2 separate regions of the Homo sapiens genome follow, and region 1 is linked to region 2. Evidence: read pairs that join two places in POLR2A ChIA-PET (ENCODE). Cell type or tissue: Panc1. All regions are shown on one strand. Region 1 overlaps PPP1R9B (protein phosphatase 1 regulatory subunit 9B). Region 2 has its middle 25 kb from the start of PICART1.

Evidence for each region. ChIA-PET counts read pairs that join two places held together with the same protein. Peaks named below come from ENCODE experiments on the same cell type or tissue, not always from the same donor. Only the 100,000 strongest peaks of a DNase experiment are listed, where the experiment ranks them.
Region 1: POLR2A ChIA-PET joins it to region 2 with 15 read pairs; 2 of 35 experiments call an interaction of 5 or more read pairs at or near these places.

The regions. Positions count from the first base shown.
Region 1 is chr17:50,138,203-50,142,202 of GRCh38, forward strand. PPP1R9B (protein phosphatase 1 regulatory subunit 9B) reads right to left here. Exons shown (of 10, transcript NM_032595.5): 4 at 3,067-3,171; 5 at 1,891-2,026; 6 at 1,227-1,379; 7 at 1,061-1,114. Among named protein-coding and RNA genes, the nearest start is that of SAMD14, 10 kb to the left of the region's middle. In Panc1, a CTCF peak has its summit at 1,857 (motif pointing right); a DNase peak (open chromatin) is centred at 1,799.
Region 2 is chr17:50,028,970-50,032,969 of GRCh38, forward strand. No RefSeq gene overlaps it. Among named protein-coding and RNA genes, the nearest start is that of PICART1, 25 kb to the right of the region's middle. In Panc1, no CTCF peak of the experiment used is centred here; no DNase peak of the experiment used is centred here; H3K27ac peaks cover 1,524 bases.

The DNA of each region.
Region 1 (4,000 bases), 110 kb after region 2:
GTCTCCATCTGGGGTCGGCATCAGCACCTCTGTGTTACTTGCCCAGATGAGAATATGCATGCCCTGTGACACTCTTCCTAGACCAGGTGGTCTGATCGATGGCCATGCCTGTGTGTTTCAGAGCAGATGGGTGCAGAGTGGGTCTGCATATCCAGGCTGATAGCCTCGAGTGTAATGTGAAGCACAGGTCCATTGTCTCTGTGACTGTGTCTGTGTAGAGTGGGTGTCTCTATGTGTCTGGGTGAGGGGGTCTGTGGGTACTATGTGCCTGGGGCCAGGCTGCTGTGTCAGTGTGTGTACTTCTGGGTGGTCTGTACTTATCAATGGGCCTATATATAGCAGACATATGTGGGACAGCACAAACATAGAGACACCTAGAGCAGAACTTAGCATGCTTCGGTATCACAGCTAATATACTGACTTTTTTTTCTTTTGACACATGGTCTCATTCTGTTACTCAGGCTGGAGTGGAGTGCAGTGGCACAATCACGGCTCACTGCAGCCTCGACCTACCCTGGCCCAAATGATCGTCCCACCTCAGCCACCCAAGTAGCTGGGATCACTGGTGTGCGCTACCACACCTGGCTAATTTTTGTATTGTTTGTAGAGATAGGTTTTCGCCATGTTGCCCAGGCTGGTCTCTAACTCCTGGCTGAAGCAGTCTGCCTTGGCCTCCCAAAGTGCTGAGATTACAGGCATGAGCCACTGCGCTCAGCCTACTTTGACTTTTTATTGAGCTCCTATTATGTCACACATTGTGCTAAAGACTTGACGTGTGTTATCTCATTTAATCCCACAACGATCCTGTGGTGTTGGTGCTATTACGACCTCATTTTATAGATGAGGAGGCTGAGGCACAGAGAAGCAAGTGATGCTGGAGCAGATGGATCCAGAGCTTAAGCTCTTAATATCGTATCTATCATATCATCTTGCTTTAGAGCAGCTTGTTCTGTGGGTACCTGTGCCTAAGTGTCAGCATGTGCAGGTGTGAGGGTAGGGGGACCCTGCTCCTCAACACACACATGCACGCACGCAAAAGCACACACATACGCACCCTTACCTTTCTTTTCAGCTGCTGGATCTCTGCCTCAGTGACCGCATGCTTGATCTGGAGCTGTTGGGCAGAGGGGCAGGCACTCAGCTCCAGCAGGGTGGGGCAGGCAGTGCCAAGGGCAGGAGACCTGCCTGCCTTTCCCTCCACCACTCCAGGGAGCCCCTCCTCCCACCTCCTTGAACTTGTGCACCAGCTTCTCGGGCTCCATGTCCACAGGGGACAGTGCATCCTCGTTCTCCGCTAGCTCAAACACCTCGATGGCCATCTCACCACCCGGGAACGTGGGGCTCAGCTCCTCATCCTCGTCAGTGGCATACTCTCCCGTCTGCGAAGGGAGACCGGAGACTGTGGGCCCACCCCACCCAGCTGCCCTCAGCCCTGATGACCAGGGCTGGGACCAGTTGCCCATGCCAGACAGAGAGCTACCCAGGAATGTGGTTCATGCCTCCCACTTCAGCCTGAGGCTGGACCAGAGACACGGTTTATGTCTTCCCCCAACAGCCTGGTAGTCCCCTGATGACAGAGGGGGTCAGTTCCTCATCAGCCTGGGTCTCTGAAGAAACAGCCTGTACTATCTTTCCCCTTCTGGATCTATCTCCCTTTCAGATTAGGTCCCCCAAGATTAGGGGCTATGCTCTCCCCGCAGACTGGGGGCTCTTTGAGAGGACTGTGTATTCCTTGTCCGGCCTCTGAAGACAAAGAGTGTGACTGGAGGACAGGGAATGGCACTGTGGGCTTTTTACTAGGGCAGGGGAAGCAGTAGAGGCAGATGACTGTAATGCTTCATCTAGCCACCAGGGGGCGACCACGCGGCCAGCCAGGCAGGGACTCCCTACCTCCTCGTCATCCTCCCCATACTGGGCGTATCTCTGCTCCATCATCTCCCGCTGCCATCGCTCCTGTTCCAAAGTCTGCTGAATTAGCTGGGCCACTTCGCTCTGCTCTCCCGGCCGCTCCCGGCCAATCATAAACCTGCAGGGGCACCGGCATCATCCGCTGCCTCTGTCCTCAGCCAGGTAATGCATCATCCTCCCTGCTGATGCTCCCCTCTCCAAACTCAGGCCCTCCCAGGGGAGGAGAGATGAGAGGGCTGAGTCCGAAGGCTGCAGTGTTAATAATGAATGGGGGAATGAGGGCCCTTATCAGGTTTCCTTCCCAAGGGAGGCAGGAAGGCCCATTCACCCCTCTGGCCAGTATTGCGGGAGGGAGAATGTCAGCCCACCTCTAGGCTGTGCTGCAGGGGACATGCACTGAGGAGGCTCTTCCCCTGCCACAGGGGAGAAAATGAGGCAGGGAAAGGTGAAGATGACCCTCCCAGCAGGGATGGGCTGCGGAGGTGTTTCTTGGGTATGCTCCAAGCCCCTGAGCTTCAGGAAGGGGCGGGATGATGGCAACTGGAGATTAGGATGGAGAGGAAATAGTGGAACTTCCAGGCACCAGCCCCTCCTCCCGGTGGCCACCCACATCCTGTTTCTCTCCACCACCCTTTCCTGGGGGTAGTACCCCTCTTGCAGGGGGGCAGGGAGTGATCCCTGAATGTTAAGCCAAAGGTAGAGTGGACACAGGGAGCTTCTGATCCAGTCCCCTTGGTTACAGGCCTGGGGCGGAGTCTTCCCAGGATGACATAGGGCTGGTCGGGGTGGGGGGCATGAGGTCCCAATGAGGGGACCCCAATATGGTTAGCATTCACCCTGGACGTCCTGGTTCTTCAGTCAGTGAGTCAGGGACAGGTAGGGGGAAGGAGAAGAAGCCCTAGAGGACAGTTTGGAGGGCTGGTGGACAGTGGGCCAGGAAGGCTGAGTACTGGTGGCCAGCTGTTGCCAGGGAGCTGGGATGAGAAGGCAGGTGTGAGGCGAGGGACTCCAGGCACAGCAACTCCTGCAGCCAAGGAGTCAGCAGAACCTCTGTGAGCTGGGCCACCAGAACCTTAACTGGCTGTTAAGGCAGGTGAACGGAGTGCCTGGACGAGGACCTCCTGCCCGCTCCCACGCCCCACCCCTCTGGGCTCTCACCGCACTCGGCCCTTGGTGTTCCGGAGCACAGACGCCGCGAAGCTCTGGGTCACTCCCACCAGACTTGTTCCATCCACCTCCACCAGGAGATCATTCACCTGGATCCTAGCGGAGTGACATTGGTTAAGGGGTCACAGGGGAACCGAGGAGCGAGGGTAGAGGTAGCCTCCTCCCATCAGAAACTCCAGGCTCCCCAGCCTGAGTACATAGTGAGAACTCATCTCTACAAACAATAAAAAGAAAAATTAGCTGGGCATGGTGGCACGTGCCTGTAGTCCCAGTTACTTGGGAGGATGAAGTGGGAGGATCACTTGAGCCAGGGAGGTCAAGGCTGCAGTGAGCTGTGTTTGCGCCACTGCACTCCAGCCTGGGCAACAGAGTAAGACCCTGCCTCAAAAAAAAAAAAAAACAAAAAAAAACAAGAAAAGAAAACAACAACAAAAAACCTCACAGATACTTTGTCCTCACAGGGACCTGGTACTTTGTCTACCTGCGTAACATTCACAAGGCCAGAGGATTAAGTGTCAGCCAGGCCCACCTGTGTGGGCAGTGAGAGCCAGGCAAGCAAAGCAGACACAGGCGTCCAGGACCAGGAGACGCGGCAGGCACACTTCCTGTGACAATCACACTCTTGTCCCCTCCTTCATCATACTTGACTGAGCGGTGTGACATTCTCAGAGTTCATCTCTGCCATGCACACTGGCCAGGAGCCCCACAGCACACAAGTGACATGCCACCCTCTTACGTGTACATTTCTGCACAGAACTGAGTGCACAGATGTCCTCCCAAGTCCCCAAGACCGAATGGCACTCTCTCGAGTTCACACACTGTCCCACACACACCTGATACAGGTGCACCTGCCGACACACTCCAGTTGTGTCCCCTGAAGCCCGTGTTCTCCATACAAGGGGAGGTTCAGTCTGGCCTGCTGAGG
Region 2 (4,000 bases):
AGGGTCCCAGTCCTGATATCTAAGCTCCTCCCAAGGGCCTTAGTGGGGATGGAGCAAACCCCAATGGTCCAGGTCTCCATGCTGCCCTGGGGAGATTTCTCCCCAAATCCTCCTTCCAAATGGCGCAGGACTAGATTTGAGGGTCAGCTGCTCACCTGCCTCCCACCCCACCTGGACCCCGCTCCTCTCTTGTTGGAGGAGGGGCTGCCCACCTATCTTCTTTACGCACATCTGTGGGCATAGAGTCCAGTACCTGCACAAAGTTGTCCCGTTCCTGAAATACCTACATGCCCCTCCCTCTGCCCTCTGGTCACCTCCCAGCTCCTGACCACAGTGTGGTGGCCGAAGTGGAGCTGGGCTCCAGGAACCTCGAGTTCCAGTCCTGGCTCTGCCACTCACTTGCTGTGGGACCTAAGCTAGTCACCACCCTGCTCTGAGCCTCAGCGCCCGGGGGAATGACAGGAATGGACCGGTAGCCTCATGCTCCAGAGCCAAAGGGGATACCCAGCAGCCCCAGACCAGACAGATGTTCTGACCAGGTTCTGATGGAGGACATAGAGGGAGTCACCAGAGAGGTGTTCCCCTTTGGAGACAACTCTGTTTTGTTTATTTCTTTTCTTTTATTTTTATTTATTTATTTATTTATTTATTTTTGAGACAGAGTCTTACTTACTCTGTCGCCCAGGCTGGAGTGTAGTGGCACAATCTTGGCTCACTGCAACCTCTGCCCCCCAGGTTCAAACGATTCTCCTGCCTCAGCCTCCCGAGTAGCTGGGATTACAGGCACCTGCCACCACGCCCAGCTAATTTTTTGCATTTTTAGTAGAGACGGGGTTTCACTATGTTGGCCAGGCTGGTCTAGAACTCCTGACCTTGTGATCCGCCCGCCTTGGCCTCCCAAAGTGCTGGGATTACAGGCATGAGCCACCGCCCCTGGCCTGTTTATTTCTATTTTTATTTTTAAGAGATGGAGTCTTGCTCTGTTACCCAGGCTGGAATGCAGTGGTGCCATCATAGCTGACTGCAGCCCTGAGCTACTGGGCTCAAGTGATCCTCCCACCTTGGCCTCCCAAAGTGCTTGGATTATAGGCAGGGTCCAGCTTCTGCTTTGCTTTTTTTTTTTTTTTTTTTTGAGATGGAGTCTCGCTCTGTTGCCCAGTTGGAGTGCAGTGATGCGATCTCAGCTCACTGCAACCTCCGCCTCCTGGGCTCAAGCGATTCTAGTGCCTCTCAGCCTCTGGAGTAGCTGGGACTACAAGTACACGATGCCCAGCTAATTTTTGTATTTTTAGTAGAGACGGGGATTCGCCATGTTGGCCAGGCTGGTCTCTAACTCTTGGCCTCAAGTGATTTGCCGTTCTCAGCCTCACAAAGTGCTGGGATTACAGGCGTGAGCCACCACGCCCGGCACTGTTTTGCTTTTTAATTGAGCAAGGGGCAGGCCACTCCCAGGGGTTCCCCAACCTCAAACCACTGCTCCCTATCCCAGCCCCTCAGACCCTTCCCTTATCAGCAAGGTATGTCTGAAAAAGTAGTACTATGAAGATTATCTGAAATACACACACACACACTCCATTAGGTTGAGTGGTGAAATATTCAAAGCTTTCTACTACGATCAGGAGGCAGCTGAGGAGCCCACTGTTACCACTCCATCCAGCACTACCCTACAAGGGAGGCCTCAGGCAAGGGAATAAGGCACAAGAAACATTGTGAGAATTGTAAAGGGAGAAAGAAAACTGCCAGTATTTAGATGACATAGTGGCCCATAGACAAAATCCCCCAAAATATACAGACAAGCTGTTAGAATAAATAAGTAAATTGAGTAAGCTCACTGGATACAAAATCAGTATAAAAAATCAAATGTTGCTGGGGTAGGCAAAGATTTCTTTTTTTTTTTTTCCTTTAAATAGAGATGCGGTCTCACTATGTTGCCTAGTCTGGCCTTGGACTCCTGGGCTCAAGCAATCCTCCTGCCTCAGCCTCCTGAATAACAAGATTTCCTAAATAGGACACAGAAAGTACTAACCATAAAGGAAAAAACTTGATAAATTTTTCTCCATTGAAATTAGAATTACTAAGCCGGATGTGGTAACCCATGTCTGTGGTCCCAGCTAGTAGAGAGGCTGAGGCAGGAGGATTCCTTGAGCCTAAGAGTTTGAGTCCAGCCTGGGCAACATAGTGAGACCCTGTCTCTAAAAGTGAAAAAAAAAAAAAAAAAGGAACGAATCAAATGTTTTTCTACCAATGTACAATTAGGGAAAGGAATTAAAAGGACAACATCATTTATACATCATAAAAATATCAAATACCTAAAAATAAATCTAACCCAAACAGTGAAAGCTCCCTCACTACACAGAAAACTTCAAAACATCTTTGATAAATACTTAAAAATATCTAGGCCAGGCATGGTGGCTCATGCCTATAATCCTAACCCTTTGGGAGGTGGAGGCGGGCAGATCACTTGAGCCCAGGAGTTTGTGACCAGCCTGTGCAACATAGTGAAACCCCATCTCCACAAAAAATAGAAAAATTAGTCTGGTGTGGTGGCGTGTGCCTGTAAGAGGCTGAGGTGGGAGAATCACTTCAGCGCAGGAGGTCGACACTGCAGTGAGCCATGACTGTGCCACTACAGTCCAGCCTGGGTGACAGAGTAAGATCTTGCCTCAAAAAATAAAAAAATTTAAAGATAATCTAAATTAGTGTTCATGGATTGGAAAGCTCCACCTTGTAAATCCTCCCCAAATCAATCTATAGATTCAATGCAATTCCAATCAAAATCCTGGCAGGAATGTGTGTGTGTGTGTGTGTGTGTGCAGAAATCGATAAGTTGATTCTAAAATTTGTATGGAAATGGAAAGGATCAAGAATAGCCAAGACTTTCTTCAAGTAGAGCACAGCTGTAAGACTTCCAGTACTAGATATTAAGACAACATGGTATTAGTGCAAGGACAGAATAGAGAGCCTGTGGGACAGAATAGAGAGCCTTGAAGTGAATCCACCCAGATGTGATTATTTGATTTCTAACAAAGATGATACTGCTCAGCTATACTGGGGAAAGGATAGTCTTTCCAATAAATGGTGCTGGGCAATTGGATATTCATGTGGAAAAAAGGTATCTTGATCCCTATGTCACATCATACACAAACATAAAATTCTACATGGAATATATATCTAAATATAAAAGGTAAAACCACTAGAAAAAAACAGAATATATTCATGACCTTGGGTAGGCAAAATTTTGTTGTTGTTTGTTTGTTTGTTTGTTTGTTGAGATAGGGTCTTGCTCTGTCACCCAGGCTGGAGTGCATTAGTGCAATCCTAGCTCGCTGCAGCATCAACCTCCCAGGCTCAAGCAATCTTTCCACCTCTACCTCAGCCTCCTGAGTAGCTGGGACTATAGGCAGATGCCACCATGCCAGGCTAATTTTTGTATTTTTTTTTTGTAGAGACTGGATTTCACCACATTGCTCAGGCTGGTCTCGAACTCCTGGGCTCAAGCGATCCTCCTGCCTCAGCCTTCTGGGTAGCTAAATTTCCTAAACAGGACACAAAAAGTTCTAGCCATAAAGAAAAAAAACTTGATAAATTATTCTCCATGAAATTTAGAACTTCTAAGCCGGGCACTGTGGTGTGTGCCTATAGTCCCAGCTACTTGGGAGATTGAGTCAGAAGGATTACCCGAGGCCACGAGTTCAAGGCTGCAGTGAGCTATGATTGTGCCGCAGCACTCCAGCCTGGGTGAGAGAGCAAGACCCTATCTTTATAATCAAAATAAAATAAAATTAGAACTTCTGTTGATCAAAAGTCACCATTAAGAAAGTGAAAAGGGGCCGGGCATGGTGGCTCACGCCTGTAATCCCAGCACTTTGGGAGCAAGGCAGGTGGATCACCTGAGGTCAGGAGTTCGAGACCAGCCTGACCAACATGGTGAAACCCCATCTCTACTAAAAATACAAAATTAGCTGGGCGTGGTGGTGCATGCCTGTAATCCCAGCTAGTT